3 separate regions of the Homo sapiens genome follow, and all the other regions are linked to region 1. A link is a loop called in an ENCODE intact Hi-C map of the cell type or tissue named here. Cell type or tissue: CD4-positive, alpha-beta T cell. All regions are shown on one strand.

Region 1 (5,000 bases):
CATTTAAACGTTCTAAAATTCACTAATAAAATTTTCTGAAAAAATTTAAACTGTGAGTACAAATTTAGTGTGGCTGAGTCTTGAAATGATTGGCCATAATGAGTACCATTCTCTGAAGTTTGAAACACCTTAAACAGCTGATAAAAGACATATATAAACAATGATTATAAAATTTATTATTTCTGTACCTGTTTAATAATTTACCAGTATACTATGATTCTTAATATATTCCTAATCTTTCAGTTTTATTGCTTTCCTGGGTTTCAGTGTTCTTACCAGAACTAAAGGAAAAGGAATGGAAGTGGGTTTTTGACCAGCTGAATCTTGATCTGGGCGTGGTCTGATTATTTAGATGAGGATGACTCAAACCTAAGCCACAGTGTGGAGCTGACTTTTTTTAATGGTAAATTTTTAAGTCCATGTCTTATGAATTTTTGTCTTTGAAACTTGGTATCTTTTGCAGTAATTATGTATTAGGTTTTGCATGGCTGACAGTACCTAACCTATTGGCATGTCATTAGGGTATTTTGATCTGTTATGTTATTTAAAATATTTGTATTCTTTATTGGGACTTTTGGTTTTAGAGGTTTCATTTTTAGTAATGAGAGATTTAATTTTCATAGTTACCTTGTCTCTTTAGGACACTGAGTAATTCATATTTTAAATTACATGTTGAATTGTCTTTCTTCCTTGGTCATTGTGTATGACTGCCAATGCCACCTTCTACCTGGTTATAATTTGTGCCCACCATGCATCCTATTATTTTGTGCTAATCAATCCACTTTCCATTTTAGTACCTTCTGTCAAGATTTGGCCAAATTACCACTTCCATATGTTTATTCTTTGGTACTTACCCAGATAGAAATAACTACATACCTAAATATTTTAAACAGACATAATTATTAGAAGAAATAAAATACCCAATACATATTGAATATCCCTTATCTGAAATGGTTAGGCCTGGAAATGTTTTGGATTTTGGATTTTTTTGGATTTTGGAATATTTGCACTATACCTATACTTACTGGTTGAGCATCCCAAATCTGAAAATCCAAAATCCAGAATGCCCCAGTGAGCATTTCCTTTGAGCATCATGTCAGTACTCACAAAGTTTTGGATTTGGGATTTTTCGATTAGGGATATTCAACCTGTATAAACATCCTTCTTACTAAAATGTTAAACTTCTATCACAGACTGTTATGTGTTATAACTGCCTCATTGTGCTTATATTTAATGCTCAGTCTCACAGCTTGGTCAGAGTCCCTTTATGTTGACCTGAATGTCCTTTCATCATTCTGATGCTTCTATAAAAGCATCCATGCTATCCGAAAACAACAGGATGTTCCATACCCATTTTGATTTCTTCATGCTCCATGTCATGGAGTCAGCTATCCCCAAGGTACTCTGTTTCCTTTGAAGGTCAGTAGTGTTAGAGACCAAACTCTAGGCCTCAGGGTCACCTGTTCAGGAGAGTCACTAATGGGCAAAAGTTCTTCCACTGCTGTTGGGTCAAGTTTAGTAGGTTCAGAGCTGGAAAGTGTTTTGATGTCCTGAGGTCATGTTTTATCCTGCTGTGTCCTACTTTTGTTATAGACGTGATTTCATGATGACTAAAACTTTCTCTTGTATGGTCTTTAATGTGTGTATCAAGGAAGCACATGGATTGTCTTGGGGGAATATGAACAGTCTCACAGGTCACATTTCTGTTCAATAAAGAGAGGTGTAAAAAATAACCTTTGGCCGGGTGCGGTGGCTCACACCTGTAATCCCTGCAGTTTGGGAAGCTGAGGTGGGTGGATCACTTGAGGTAAGGAGTTCAAGACCAGTCTGGCCAACATGGTGAAACCCCGTCTCTACTAAAAATACAAAAATTAGCTGGGTGTGGTGGTAGGCGCCTGTAATCCCAGCTACTCGGGAGGCTGAGGCAGGAGAATCACTTGAACCTGGGAGGCGGAGGTTGCAGTGAGCCAAGATCATGCCACTGCACTCCAGCCTGGGTGACAGAGTAAGACCCTGTCTCACAAACAAACAAACAAAAAACCTTTAATTCTGAATCAAGTTGCCAAAATATTTTGATTTCAGTCCCAGTGTACTTCTTGAAAACATTTTAATAATGTAAAATTATCTAAACACAATAAAAACTATACTTAATTTTATCTGTGAGAGGGCTAAACCAGAATTTAAATTCTATTGTAACTATATGAGATAATGGAATTTTCTGATACTGTAAAAGATTAATCTTCAGTGCATATGTAGTATTCTAAAATGTATAATAGGAATTTTATTGTAATTTTTGGTGTCTTATAGAAATATGAGCAAAACAAACATATTATTCTGATATCTTTAACTCTGTGGCTTAATGCAAATTTTAAACTTTTTTGAAGGTATACCAAAACATTAAACATTTATTCTTGGTTGACAAATTTTAATTCTAACAAACTTACACATTCTGTAGGCATACTTGATTTCTGTTCCTTCTCCATGTGCTAAACCTTCTGCTTAACGGGTGGAATGCTAGAGAAAATCCTAGGTTAACTCAGAGAGCTTGCCTTTAGCCAGTTCACAATATTTAGGAGTTCAGAAACTATCCAACCTTGAATTCTAGGTCACTAGAGACTTCCTGGGACCTGGTGAACCTTTCAGATGCAACTTACCAAACAACCAGTTTCCAAACCTATTAACATCACAATGTAGGAAGCTAAGCCAGTGCTTCTTCCTCAGTGTTCAAAACCATCCTCTGAGCTTGCTTTCCTTATTAACATTCAAGAAAGATAAAAGCGCCCTGGCTCACATTAGTACCCACTCCAATTGGGGTGTTCCTGTCAGTGTTCTGTCTTGCATGTGACATAGCCCCCCAGGTATACGGGGAGCCATTACCCACACACATCCTCTTCACTGTCACTCAGAGGACATGCACAGGAAGTGGTGGCAACCGCCCCTTATGACACACTCAGTAGTTCTTGTATCTGTTCCACTGCCACATCTCTTCCTTAAAGGCTTGAAAATGCATCTAAGGGTAATATTTGTAATAAAAGTGAACTTGACAGATATTAAACTAAATTTTAAAAAATTGTGTCTGTGAATAGTCCGGTGCAAGATACAGTTTAAGGGAGGAAATGGGATATACATACTGGGCCAGGACTTACCGAGAAATGAGTAATTTCTATATCTTGTGAATGCAAATTATTTTTAGGCCACTCTTCTTTATGTTTAGTTGGAATTGCAATTCCTTGGTAGAGGTGAACCGACAGAAAGCAAGCATTTGTATCAGGTGTGTTTTTATGTGGGAACAAACTTGGTTTAACTTACAGTTTTCATGATAAGCAAAACCAATGCTGGAATATTGCTTACTATTTTGAGATCTAACTTTTTCAGTGCTCAATAATACATAGAGTGCGAGGTGGGCAGATTACTTGAGGTCAGGAGTTCAACACCAGCCTGGCCAATATAGTGAAACCCCGCCTCTACTAAAAATACAATAATTAGTGGGGTGAGGTGGTACGCTTCTGTAGACCCAGCTACTTGGGAGGCTGAGGCAGGAAAATCGCTTGAACCCGGTAGGTGGAGGTTGCACTGAGCTGAGATTGTGTCACCGCTCTCCAGCCTGGATGACAGAGTGAGACTCCGTCTCAAATTTAAAAAAAAAAACAACATAGACTGGGTAATAGAACAAAACTAAGAACAAGGCAAATTGGGTTCTAGAACTAGCCAACAGTGTGGCTTCGCCGTCTTCAGCGGTCTTGTCCATAAAGGCTGAGGATCAGGCCTATCTATTACATATTGCTGAGTTACAGAAAAGGAAACCCTCAGAAGCTAGCTGAAATAAAGGCAAGTTTGCTGTAGGGATACAGCAGGGAGTCTCATTAAGGACAGGCAACAAAGTCTCACCAGGCCACATGGGCCCAGAACTGGAAAGTCAGGACTGAAACTGTTCCCTCAGCCTCTCCTGGATCCTCAAGGTCCCGTGTTGTTGCCTCTCTCAATGAGTGTGCTCCAGTTTCCTGTTCCTCCCAGCAGCCCCACGTTCTGTGCTCACTCAAGGCTTATCTGCTCCAGCTACCCTCTGGCTTTTGAACTACTTTGGGGCCTGGCTCCAGCTGTGACTTTCTCTGACCTTGCCAGATGATGCCCTACCTACATCTTTCTGATTCAAGCTTTTTAGTTCAGATTCTTGGTGGGTTCATCTTGGCTTGAAAGGGAGTAGAGGATGAGGAGAGTGGCCACCTGGTATAGACACAGCTGCTTGAGCTCTGGGTGGAGACAGTCTCAGAGAGTGTGGGGTGGGAGGCAGTGATTGGCCAGTCTACCGCATCTCTATCTCCCTGGAGCTTTTGGTTTAAGGTTCTATAATTATACCACTTCTATTGATTCTATTATAATTACTGAATTAAGAGAGCTTTAAGGCACTTGGGTCATCTTTCCCAAGGAGCTAGGTAAATTCCTGACCTGATAGCAGCTAGGTACCTTACAGGGATTGCAAACCACTTTTGGCTATACGAGAAGTGCAGCTTAGGCCACAGGCCACAGAGGGAGCTACTTATTGTGTCACTAGTTATCAAACTTCCGTTTTCCTGTGTATATATTGCTCACCATAACTACAGCATAGCTGTTAAAAATACTTAAATGAAAGTCAAAGTAGATGGGAGTATGTAAAGAGTATTACTCTGAAATATGTTTAGGAATAATCTCTGTGGTTAAGAGATACATATATTATTTTCCAGATTTTCAACTTTACAATTGCCAATAAAACAGGGACTAGATCCAATATGAGGAGAGGAAAATGCGAAAGTGTCTTAGGCCTGCTTTAATCCTGTTTAAAATTGTAGAGGAATGATAGTCAAGAATAATTTTAAACTGAGGAGTAATGCAATTTTGACCTCTAATGATCTTATTTAATCACTCTGGGAAATGAAGTTGCTTTTTCAGCAGGAGAATTAAAGCTATTTTGAGGGATCTTGCTGCCTTTGAGGGGACTCTGTGAATGGGGGAATGATGCTGTA
Region 2 (5,000 bases), 77 kb before region 1:
TACCTTTGTACTCTCTACCATGTCAAGTAAATTTTAAAGTGGGCTTTGTATGTAGAAAAAATAGATTGGTATCATTTTCTGGAAGAACCCACAGGCTGGCGGACACTCCAGTAATGACTTGATTAATGAACTCTTGAGGAACAAAGCTCCATTAATGAGGTTGGTCCAGGTGTATACTGGGAGAGAGAAGGAGACCCAGCCAAGGCAAAGCTGGGGGAGGCTCCCCACGGGGTACTACAGATGTCAAGCCTCCTGTTGAAAAAGGCATCCCTTGGAAGGTGTGGGGGATGGAGCTACACATCCTGGAATGCATCCTTATACTTTTTATAAGGTTTCCATGTCTGTTACATAGCGTACCCTCTCCCCTTCTCTGCTCCACGTCATTAATAAAAGTTTCACTGTTTTGTGTTCTTTTCTACCCATCATTGTGTTAGAAGTTTGTTGAAGGTATAAGCTATATCTGATCCCTTATCCATAGCTGGACTATACTGTAAAACACCTTTTGCATAGCCATAGGTTACATCAGTCAGCTTTCTGAAGCACTGTAATTACATTTATTGACAGTTTCTTGGTGTGTATATCATTATGTTGTTTTTGACCATTTTGAAGGGAAATGCCTAATAATTATTTTCTGTTTCTTATACCTAGTTTTTTGTCTGTGTCTTCTTAGTCCTCTTATCAATCAAGGTCTTTCTAAACTCGTTTCCTCTTGAACTCAAGTCTCTACTTGCAGTCCATCTTCCTTCATGTTTTATAATATATTCCATCCTTTTCTCTCTAACCCTCTACTGCTCTCATTCATCAGAGGTTCACTTTTTAATACCAGGAAAAAAAACAGTAATCGGTAGAGAGGACTCAAATCTTTAAAACATCTCTAGGCTAGACCACTGCTCGTACAAAGCCATTACTAAGCATAGCAGCTTTTCTAGTTGGTTACTATAGAGACAAATGACATTAGATGGAGTGACGCTTGGCAGAAGCTAGGCATGTAGGCTTTGTGAGATTGGAGGCCTCATATGCATGGTCATTTAGAAAGAGTCAAAAACCAGAAAGGATAGGGAGGGGAAATGCTTCACAAATGAGCTAATAGGTAATTAATTGGTAGAAATTTGGTTGGTAGAATTTGTGCCTGATAAGGCTTTGAATCCGGCATGCAAAGAATCCACCTCTAAGTACCCCCTGGTATGATTACACAGTAATATTTTTCAGGTAACAGCTTTGTTGAGATAGAATTCACATAACATGTAATTCACTCATTTGAAGCATCTGAGTCAATAGTTTTTAGAATATTCAGAGGTGTGCAACCATCATCACAATCAATTTTAGAGTATTTTCATGATCTCAAAAAGAAGCTTTGTAGCCTTTAGCACATCCCCCTCCCCAGCATATCCCCCAAGCAGTAGGCAAGCACTGAATTACTTTTTGTCTCTATAGTTTTGCCTATTCTAGACATTTCATATAAACGGAATCTTATAATATGTAGTCTTTTATGACCAGCATCTTTGAAGCATAATGTTTTTGATGCTTCTTTCATGTTGTGTTATATATTGATGCTTTATTCCTTTTTATTACCCAATAATTTTCCATTGTATAGGTATACCACGTTTTATTTATCTGTCAGTTGATGGACATCTAGGTGGTTTCTACTTTTTGGCTATTACACAAAATGCTGCTATTAACATATGTGTACAAATTTTTGCATGGGATGGGACAAATGTTTTCATTTTTCTAGGTTTATGCTTAGGAGTGGAATTGCTGGGTAAGATATTGTAACTCCTTTTTAGGAGCTACCAGACTGGTTTTCTGTTTGTTTGTCTGTTTGTTTTGAGACGAGTCTCACTCTGTCACCCAGGCTGGAGTGCAGTGGCGTGATCTCGGCTCACTGCAAGCTCTGCCTCCCAGGTTCACACCATTCTCCTGCCTTAGCCTCCCGAGTAGCTGGGACTACAGGCGCCCGCCACCACACCCGGCTAATTTTTTTGTATTTTTAGTAGAGACGGGGTTTTACGGTGTTAGCCAGGATGGTCTCGATCTACTGACCTTGTGATCCGCCCACCTCTGCCTCCCAAAGTGCTGGGATTACAGGCATGAGCCACCATGCCCGGCCACCAGACTGTTTTTTAAAGCAGGTGTACCATTTTACATTCCCACCAGCATTCTAATTTCTCCACATTCCCACCAACACTTGCTGTTCTGTCTTTTTGATTATAGCCATGGTGGTGTGTGACATAGTATCTCATTGTGGTTTTGGTCTATATTTCCCTGATGGCTAAAGATGTTAAGCATCTTTCATATGCTTATTGGCCCTATGTATATCTTCTGTGGAGAACTGTCCATTCAGATCCTTAACCACTCCCTTCACCCCTTTTTTAAAAAATACAGACGGAGTCTCACTCTGTTGCCCTGGCTGGACTTGAACTCCTGGGCTCAAGTGATCTTCCCACCTCAACCTCCTGAGTAGATGGAACTACAGGAGCATGCCACCATGCCAGCTCTTTGCCTATTTTGAAAATTGGGTCATCTGTCTTTTTATCATTGAGTTGTAAGAGTTCCTTATGTGTTCTACATACAGGTCTTTTGTCAAACACATGATTTGCAAGAAGTTTCTCTAGTTGTTTGGATTATCTTTTAATTTTCTTGGTGGTGTCCTTTGCAGTGTAAAAGCTTTTAATTTTGATGATGCCCATTTAATCTATTTTCGTTATGTTGGATTGTGCTTTTGATGTCATTTCTCAAAAACCATTGCCTAATCCAGCGTCATGAGGATTTACACCTGAGTTTTCTTCTAAGAGTTTTATTCTTTTAGCACCTTACATTTGGGTCTTTGATCAAGTTTGAATTAATTTTTGTATATGGTGTGAAGGGGTCCAAATTCATACTTTTGCATGTGCTTGTCCAGTTTCCCAGCAGCATCTGTTGAAAAGACTATTTTCCTAATGAATTGGCTTGGAACCTTTCTCAGAATGAATTGACCTTAAATGTATGGGTCTATTTCTGGACAATCAATTCTGTTCTGTTGATCTGTGTCCTTATACTACTGCTACATTGTCTTGATGACCTTAGGTTTGTGTAGTATGTTTTGAAAGCAGGAAGTGTGAGTCCTCCAACCTTGTTCTTTTTTTTCAATATTGGCTATTTTGCATCCCTTGAATTTTCATATGAATTTTAGGATCACTCTATCAATTCTGCAAAGAAGCCACCTGGGATTGTGATAGGGATTGCATTGAATCTATACATCCCTTTGGGGAGTACTGCCATCTTCATGATGCTGCCTTCCAATCAGTAAACATGAGTTCGCCTTTAATTTCTTTGAGTAATGTTTTGTAGTTTTCCTTCTTTCTTTTTTTGAGATAGGATCTTGCTCTGTTTTTTAGGCTGGAGCACAGTGGCACAATGATAGCTCACTGCAGCCTTGAACTTCTGGGCTCAGGCGATCCCCCAACGTCAGCCTCCAGAGTAGCTAGGACTACAGGTGTGTGTGTGTGTGCCACCACATCCGGCTAATTTTTTGAAATTTTTCATAGAGACTAGGGTCTCACTGTGTCGCCCAAGCTGGTCTCAAACTCCTGGCCTCAAGCCACCCTCCCACTTCAGCCTCTTGAAGTGCTGAGATTACAGCGTGAGCCACTACACCTGGCCTGTTGTTTTCATAGTATAAGCTTTGTACATTCTTGATTAAATTTATTCCTACATATTTTATTCTTTTTGATGCTATTGTAATGGAAATATTTTTCTAAATTCAGATTCTTCTTTGCCAAGTGTGTAGACATAGAATTGATTTTTTTTTTTGGTATCTGTCAGTCTAGCTGAGGTCATTTATTAGTTCCAATAAATTTCTAGTGGATTTCTTAGGATTTTGTGTATACAAGATCATGTCATCTGTAAATAGAGATAGTTTTATTTCTCCCTTTTCCTTCTGGATGCCTATTGTTTCTTTTTCTTTCTCTCTCTCTCTCTCTTTTTTCTTTTTGGCCCAATTTCTCTGTCTATAACCTGCAGTACAATGTTGAATAGATATAGTGACAGCAAACATCTCTGTCTTGTTCCTGATCTTAATGGGAAAATTTTCAGTCCTTTATCACTAAAAATGATACTAGCTGTGAGGTTTTTTTAGATGCTTCTTGTCAGGTTGAGGAAATTCCTTTTTGTTCTTAGTTTGTTGAATGTTTTTATCATGAAAGGGTATTGAATTTTGTCAAATGCTTTTCCTGCTTCTATTGAGATGATCATGTTTTTGTTTTTTGTTTTTTTTTTTTGGTCCCTTATTCTACTAACGAGAATACCATATTGATTGATTTTTCAGGTGTTAAATGAACCTTGCATTCCTGGAGTGAATTCCACTTGGTCATGGTGTATAATCCTTTCTACATAATGCTAGATTTAGTTTGCTAGTATTTTGTTGAGGATTTTTGCATCTGTATTCGTAAGTGATATTGATCTTTAGTATTCTGGTGATGTCTGTGTCTGATTTTTGGTCTGTGGGCAATACTGCCTATAGAATGAATTAGGAAGTGCTTCTCCCTCTTTTCTCTCTATAGAAGAGTTTGTGAAAATTTGGTGTTTGATTCTTTAAATTTTCGGTGGAATTCACTAATGAAGTTATCTGTGTTGTTTTTCTTTATGGGTGGTTTTAAAAACTATTATTACTAATATTGCCTCTGTGTTTATAGTCTATTCAGGTTGTTTTTTCTCCTTGAGTTAGTTTCAGTAGTTGGTATCATTCTAGGGATTTGTCAGTTTCATCTAAGTTACTTAATTGGTTGATGTAAAATTGTTTACACTGTTCCCTTACAATCCTTTTGACTTCTGTAAAGTCAATAATAATGCCCATCTTTGATTCCTGACTTTACTAATTTGATTCTTTCTTTTTTGTTTGGTCACCCTAACTAAAGGATTGTCAACTTTTAGTTTCATTAATTTTCTCTATTTTTATTCTCTATTCCAGTAATTTCTGCTTTAATATTTATTATTTCCTTCCTGTGCTTGCCAATAGTTTAGTT
Region 3 (5,000 bases), 53 kb before region 1:
TGATTGTCTTGGCATAGGTTTCTTTGGATTCATCTTATTTGGTATTGTTTGGGCTTCCTGTCTCTGGCTTTCTATCTTCTTACCCAGGCTTGGGAAGTTTTCTGCCATTACTTCTTTGGATGTGTTTTCTATCCCTTTCTCTTCTCCTTCTGGCATGCCAATAATACGTAAGTTGTTTTACCTGATGGTGCCCCATAAATTGCTTGAGCTACCTTCACTTTTTCTTTTCTTTTTTCTCCTCAGACTGGATGATTTCCAGTAACCTGTCTCAAGTTAACCAATCTATTCTTCTACTGGATCTTACCTACTCTTAAACCCCTCTCTTGAATTTTTCAGTTAAGTTATAGTACTCTTCAGATATATGATTTTCAATTGATAATTTTATGCTTTCTCTTTGTTGATGTTCTCATTTTTTTCTTGCATTGCTCTGTTGACCCTGGTGAGCATCTTTTTGACCATTATTTTGAATTTTCTCTCAGGTACATCACATATCTCCACTTCACTTCAGTTAGTTTCTAGAGATTTACCATATTCTTTTCTTTGGAATGTATTTCCTTGTTTCTTCATTTTCCATGACTCTCTATTTTGGTTTCTGTGTATTAGATAAGACAACTACCTCTCCCAGTCTTGTCAGACTTGTCTCATGTAGGAGAAAGTTCTCACTAATCTGTCTGGCCAAAGATTTTAAGGTGCCTCTCAAATATTCGAGTTCATCCAGACTGTTGTCTCTGTTTAGGGTTGCACTGTGGAGCTTAAGATGTGCCATGTTCTGCCAGTACCTCAAGACAGGGAAGTTAGGAGCCAGATTATCTTAGATGTAGCTGGAAAGATTGGGGTGTTGGCTATGTGTTTCAATTACTTCCATCTTCATGGTGAAGCTGAATGTGGGTGTCTATTTCCCACTCTTTCTGTGCTAAGCCAGGTAGAGGATCTATGGCAAATGTCTGAACTCATGTTTAGGCTGTGCCCTCAGATCCTGGGGAGATAGCTGCTGGATGTGGGCCCATTGTATGTCCACCTCTTTTTTTCTTGGATCTAGGACCACTCAAGAATGCAAAGTCCCATCAACTCCCAGAGCTAGTTTGTTAAGAAGACATTACCTTGGGTGGAAGTTATAGAAGTTATGGCACTTGCTGTGTAATCAGACTTTTTTCACGTAGAATGGGGGAGGCCTAGATTTATCATAGGGGTAAGCCAAAGGAAAGGATCATGAAGTGTCAAGCTCTGTTTTGGCTGCTGCAGAGCTATTTGTTTGCCCTGTTAGCTCCCCAGTGCAAGTCCATTAGAAGCCAGCTTGTCAAATGACCACTTGAAGTATGTTATAAGCCCCTTCTGGAGAGAAGATGGAAGCTACATGTTTTCACCCCTTTTTGGGACTTTTCCAAGGGGATGTAGCCGTTAGAAGTGTTTGCACACTTGTTCAAGACCACCCCTTTGTTCTGTGATCTAAGGAGACTCACATATGCCTACTATCTTCTGCTGTCAGAGCTAAGAGTAGTTTAGAGAGGGAATATTTAGGGAGGTGCTATAAAAGTTGGAGCACTTGATATGTGGCATAAACCCCATTTGAGGAGAAATAGCTGTTTTTAAAGCCCCTTCTCTGCACTGCCCCTATGGTATGACGTCCCTGAAATGCCTACATGCCCATATAAAACTGGCACTTTTTTCTGTGGTGCAGATAGACTCACATATACTTTGTTCCCTCTGGTTTCAGAGATAGGAAGTTTAGGACACAGTCCGTTGAGTGGGAGCTGTAAAATTGTGGGTGCTCAATATACAGTCAGACTCTCTTCCATGAGAGATTAATAAACCTGGAGTTACCTCTGGCATGAGCCAGGGGAGAAGACTCAAGAAGTGCCGGTCCACTTCTTAGGCTGTCAGCCAAGCTATATTTGTCTGCCTCTTTAACTTCCTGAAGCAAGTTCGTTAGAAGACAAGCAGGCATGTAGCCACCAGAAGAGTGTGTTATAGATTCCTTCCAGGCAGAAAGAAGGGGCTGCATATTTTAGGCCCCTTCTCTGCACTGCTCTTGGGGGATGAAGCCCCAGAAGTACTCGAGTGCCCATAGCAAACCACCACAATTTTATTGTGGTCTAGAGAGTCTTGGGTGTTTAATCCTCTTTGTTCTCAGAGCCGGTGAATTAAGAACCAGACCATGGGAAACCTTAGAGTTAGGGTTCTACATGTGAGTACAAATCCTCTTCTCCACAGGAAGAAGCTTGATATTAGGGAGTCCTTTCCAGATAATGTGGAGCAGTGTCTAAGGCAGGGTCCTATGCCTCAGCTTTTCCTTCCCATTTGATGTGGAAATTTTCTTAGTCGCCCAGTGTGTAGGAGTCTCTCAGCTGGTCCCTGACTTTCTCTCGGAGGGAACTGATTCGTGAATAGATGTTTATTTGGTGCTTTTGTGGGTGGAGGGAGAGTCAGGAGCTTCCTGTTCTGCCATGTTGCTGGCATCACTACCTCTTACCTCCTGCTTTTTAATGATTATTGTTGGAGTGATAAATCTTTCTCTGTCCTTTCACTTTTAATCTGTACGTGTCTTTATATTTAAAGTATGGGTTTTCAAATATTGTTTGTTCTCACTTACAAGTAGAAGCTAAGCTGTGAGGACGCAAAAGCATGAGAATGATATAATGGACTTTGGGGACTCGGGGAATGGTGGGAGTGGGGTGAGGGACAAAAGACTGCTTATTGGGTACAGTGTGTAGTGCTCAGATGATGGGGGCACCAAAATCTCAGAAATCAGCACTAAAGAACTCATCCACATAACCAAAATACCACCTGTACCCCAAAAACTATTGAAATAAAAAATAAAATGAAATATGGGTTTTGTGTAAACATCTTATAGTTGGGTCTTTTTTTTTTTTTAAATCAATTCTGACAATCTCTGTCTTAATTGATATATTTAGAACATTGATGTTTAAGGTGATTATTGATAGAGGTGGATTAATATTTAGTTAGTTTGTTTTCTGTTGTTATAACTAAATACCTAAGACTGGGTAGTTTATAAAAAAAAGGGATTTATTTCTTAGAGTGCTGGATGCTAGGAAGTACAATGTAGAGGTGGCACATTTGGTAAAGGCCTTCTTGCTGATGAGGACTCTCTGCAGAGTTCTGAGGTGGTAGAAGACATTACATGGCAAGGGGCCTGAGTGTGTTAACTCTTACTTCTCTTTTAAAGCCACTAATGCCCCATCCTCATGATCTCATCTAATCCTAATTACCTTTCAAAGGTCCCACCTCTCAAATACCATAGTTGGATTTCCCACCCTCTTAATACTGTTATGATGGGGATTAAGATTTAATATGAGCTTTAGGGCCAGGGGGACAAACATTCAGACCATAACATGTGCCATATTTGTTACTATTTTTATTTGTTGCCCTTGTTCTTTGTCCCTATTTTTGTCTTTGATGCTTTTTATGCCTTTTATGGTTTTGAGCAGTTTTTATGATTCCATTTTCTCTCCTCACTTAGCATATCAATTATATGCCTTTTTAAAAACTTTTTTTAAAGTGGTTGCCCTAGAGTTTGCATATGCATTTACAACTATTCTAAGTCCATTTTAAAATAACACTATACCTGTTCACAGGTAGTGTAAGTACCTCGTAATGACAGAATATTCCTAATTTCTCCTTGTCCTTAGATCTTTCATCTCATTCATTTCACTTATACATAAGCATAATTAAACATGTATATATACCTATGCATATACAATTAAATACGTTGTTTCTATTAATATTTTAGACAAACTGTTGTCTATTAGATCAATTAAGAATAAGAAAATAAAAGTTTTTATCTTTCAGGTTTTTTTTGTCTAATGCTCTACTTTTCTCTGTATAGATCTGAGTTTCTGACCTATGTCATTTTCCTTTTCTCTGAAGAACTTCTTTTAACATTCCTTGCAAGGCAGGTCTACTAGTAATAAATTTCTTCAATCTTTGAGAAAGTCTTTATTTCTCTTTTACTTTGAAAGGATAATTTTTCAGGGTACAAAATTCTGTGTTGGGATTTTTCTCTTTTAGCACTTTAAATATTTCACTTTACTGTCTTCTTGCTTGCATGGTTTCTGAGGAGATGTCAGATGTACTTCTTATGTTTGGTCCTGTATAGCAGGGTTCCCAACCATGGCCTGTTAGGAACCGGGCTGCACAGTAGGAGGTAAGCGGCAGGCAAGTAATCGAAGCTATGTCTCTATTTATAGCTGCTCCCCATTGCTCGCATTACCACCTGAGCTCTGCCTCCTGTCAGATCAGTGGCAGCATGAGACTCTCATAGGAGCATGAACCCTATGGTGAACTGTGCATGTGAGGGATCTAGGTTGTGCACTCCTTATGAGAATCTAATGCCTGATGATCTGTCACTGTCTCCCATCATCCCCAGATGGGACTGTCTAGGTGCAGGAAAATAAGGTCAGGGCTCCCACTGATTCTACATTAGGGTGAGTTGTATAATTATTTCATTATATGTTACAATTGATGGTGGCATCAGCCCATTTGGAGCAACTGCTGAGGGGATGCCAGCTGCAGTGTGGGAGGTGTGGCCAGGGCTGTACGCTCCATGGAGCTGGCAGGGGCCAGGAACAGGTGAGAGCCCTGCCTGCTACCAAGTTGGCTCCCCACACACCCAGGTGAAGCTACAGCCACCCAGCCATGGCTCTGGACCTAGGCATCCCTGCACTCTTGGGGGCCCAGGAAGCCCCCCTTCCCCTGAAGGCTTGGAAGTACCTTTTCCTGCTCCCTGGCCTTTCCCCACTCCTGACTGTCACTCCAATTTCAGAGCAAAGTTGAAGCCAAGCCTGAACACTCTTGTGACCTGGCCAGGGGTGCCACCCCACTGCCTTGGCTCCTTCTGAAACTGTGGGTGCTGACAAGCTCAGGGAGGGAGGATGTCGGGGGGCTGAAGGTAGCTCAGCATGGGCCTACAGGCCTCCCTCATCCTGAACAGCCTGGGCAACATGGATGGCATGTTGATGGTGGCAGGAAGCAGGCAGATTCAT

What was found. A loop is a pair of places that touch in the nucleus more often than their neighbours do. Peaks named below come from ENCODE experiments on the same cell type or tissue, not always from the same donor. Only the 100,000 strongest peaks of a DNase experiment are listed, where the experiment ranks them.
Region 2: it touches region 1 in a loop (2.7-fold over the local background); 19 of 110 quality-filtered maps call a loop at or near these places.
Region 3: it touches region 1 in a loop (1.8-fold over the local background); 2 of 110 quality-filtered maps call a loop at or near these places.

The regions. Positions count from the first base shown.
Region 1 is chr6:118,808,505-118,813,504 of GRCh38, reverse strand. MCM9 (minichromosome maintenance 9 homologous recombination repair factor) reads left to right here. Exons shown (of 14, transcript NM_017696.3): 14 at 1-50. Among named protein-coding and RNA genes, the nearest start is that of ASF1A, 83 kb to the left of the region's middle. In CD4-positive, alpha-beta T cell, no CTCF peak of the experiment used is centred here; DNase peaks (open chromatin) are centred at 2,904 and 4,524; H3K4me3 peaks cover 672 bases; H3K27ac peaks cover 2,554 bases.
Region 2 is chr6:118,885,312-118,890,311 of GRCh38, reverse strand. The region is part of intron 8 of MCM9 (minichromosome maintenance 9 homologous recombination repair factor); the gene reads left to right. Among named protein-coding and RNA genes, the nearest start is that of ASF1A, 6.3 kb to the left of the region's middle. In CD4-positive, alpha-beta T cell, no CTCF peak of the experiment used is centred here; no DNase peak of the experiment used is centred here; H3K27ac peaks cover 1,163 bases.
Region 3 is chr6:118,861,879-118,866,878 of GRCh38, reverse strand. All of the region lies in intron 8 of MCM9 (minichromosome maintenance 9 homologous recombination repair factor), which reads left to right. Among named protein-coding and RNA genes, the nearest start is that of ASF1A, 30 kb to the left of the region's middle. In CD4-positive, alpha-beta T cell, no CTCF peak of the experiment used is centred here; no DNase peak of the experiment used is centred here; H3K4me3 peaks cover 569 bases.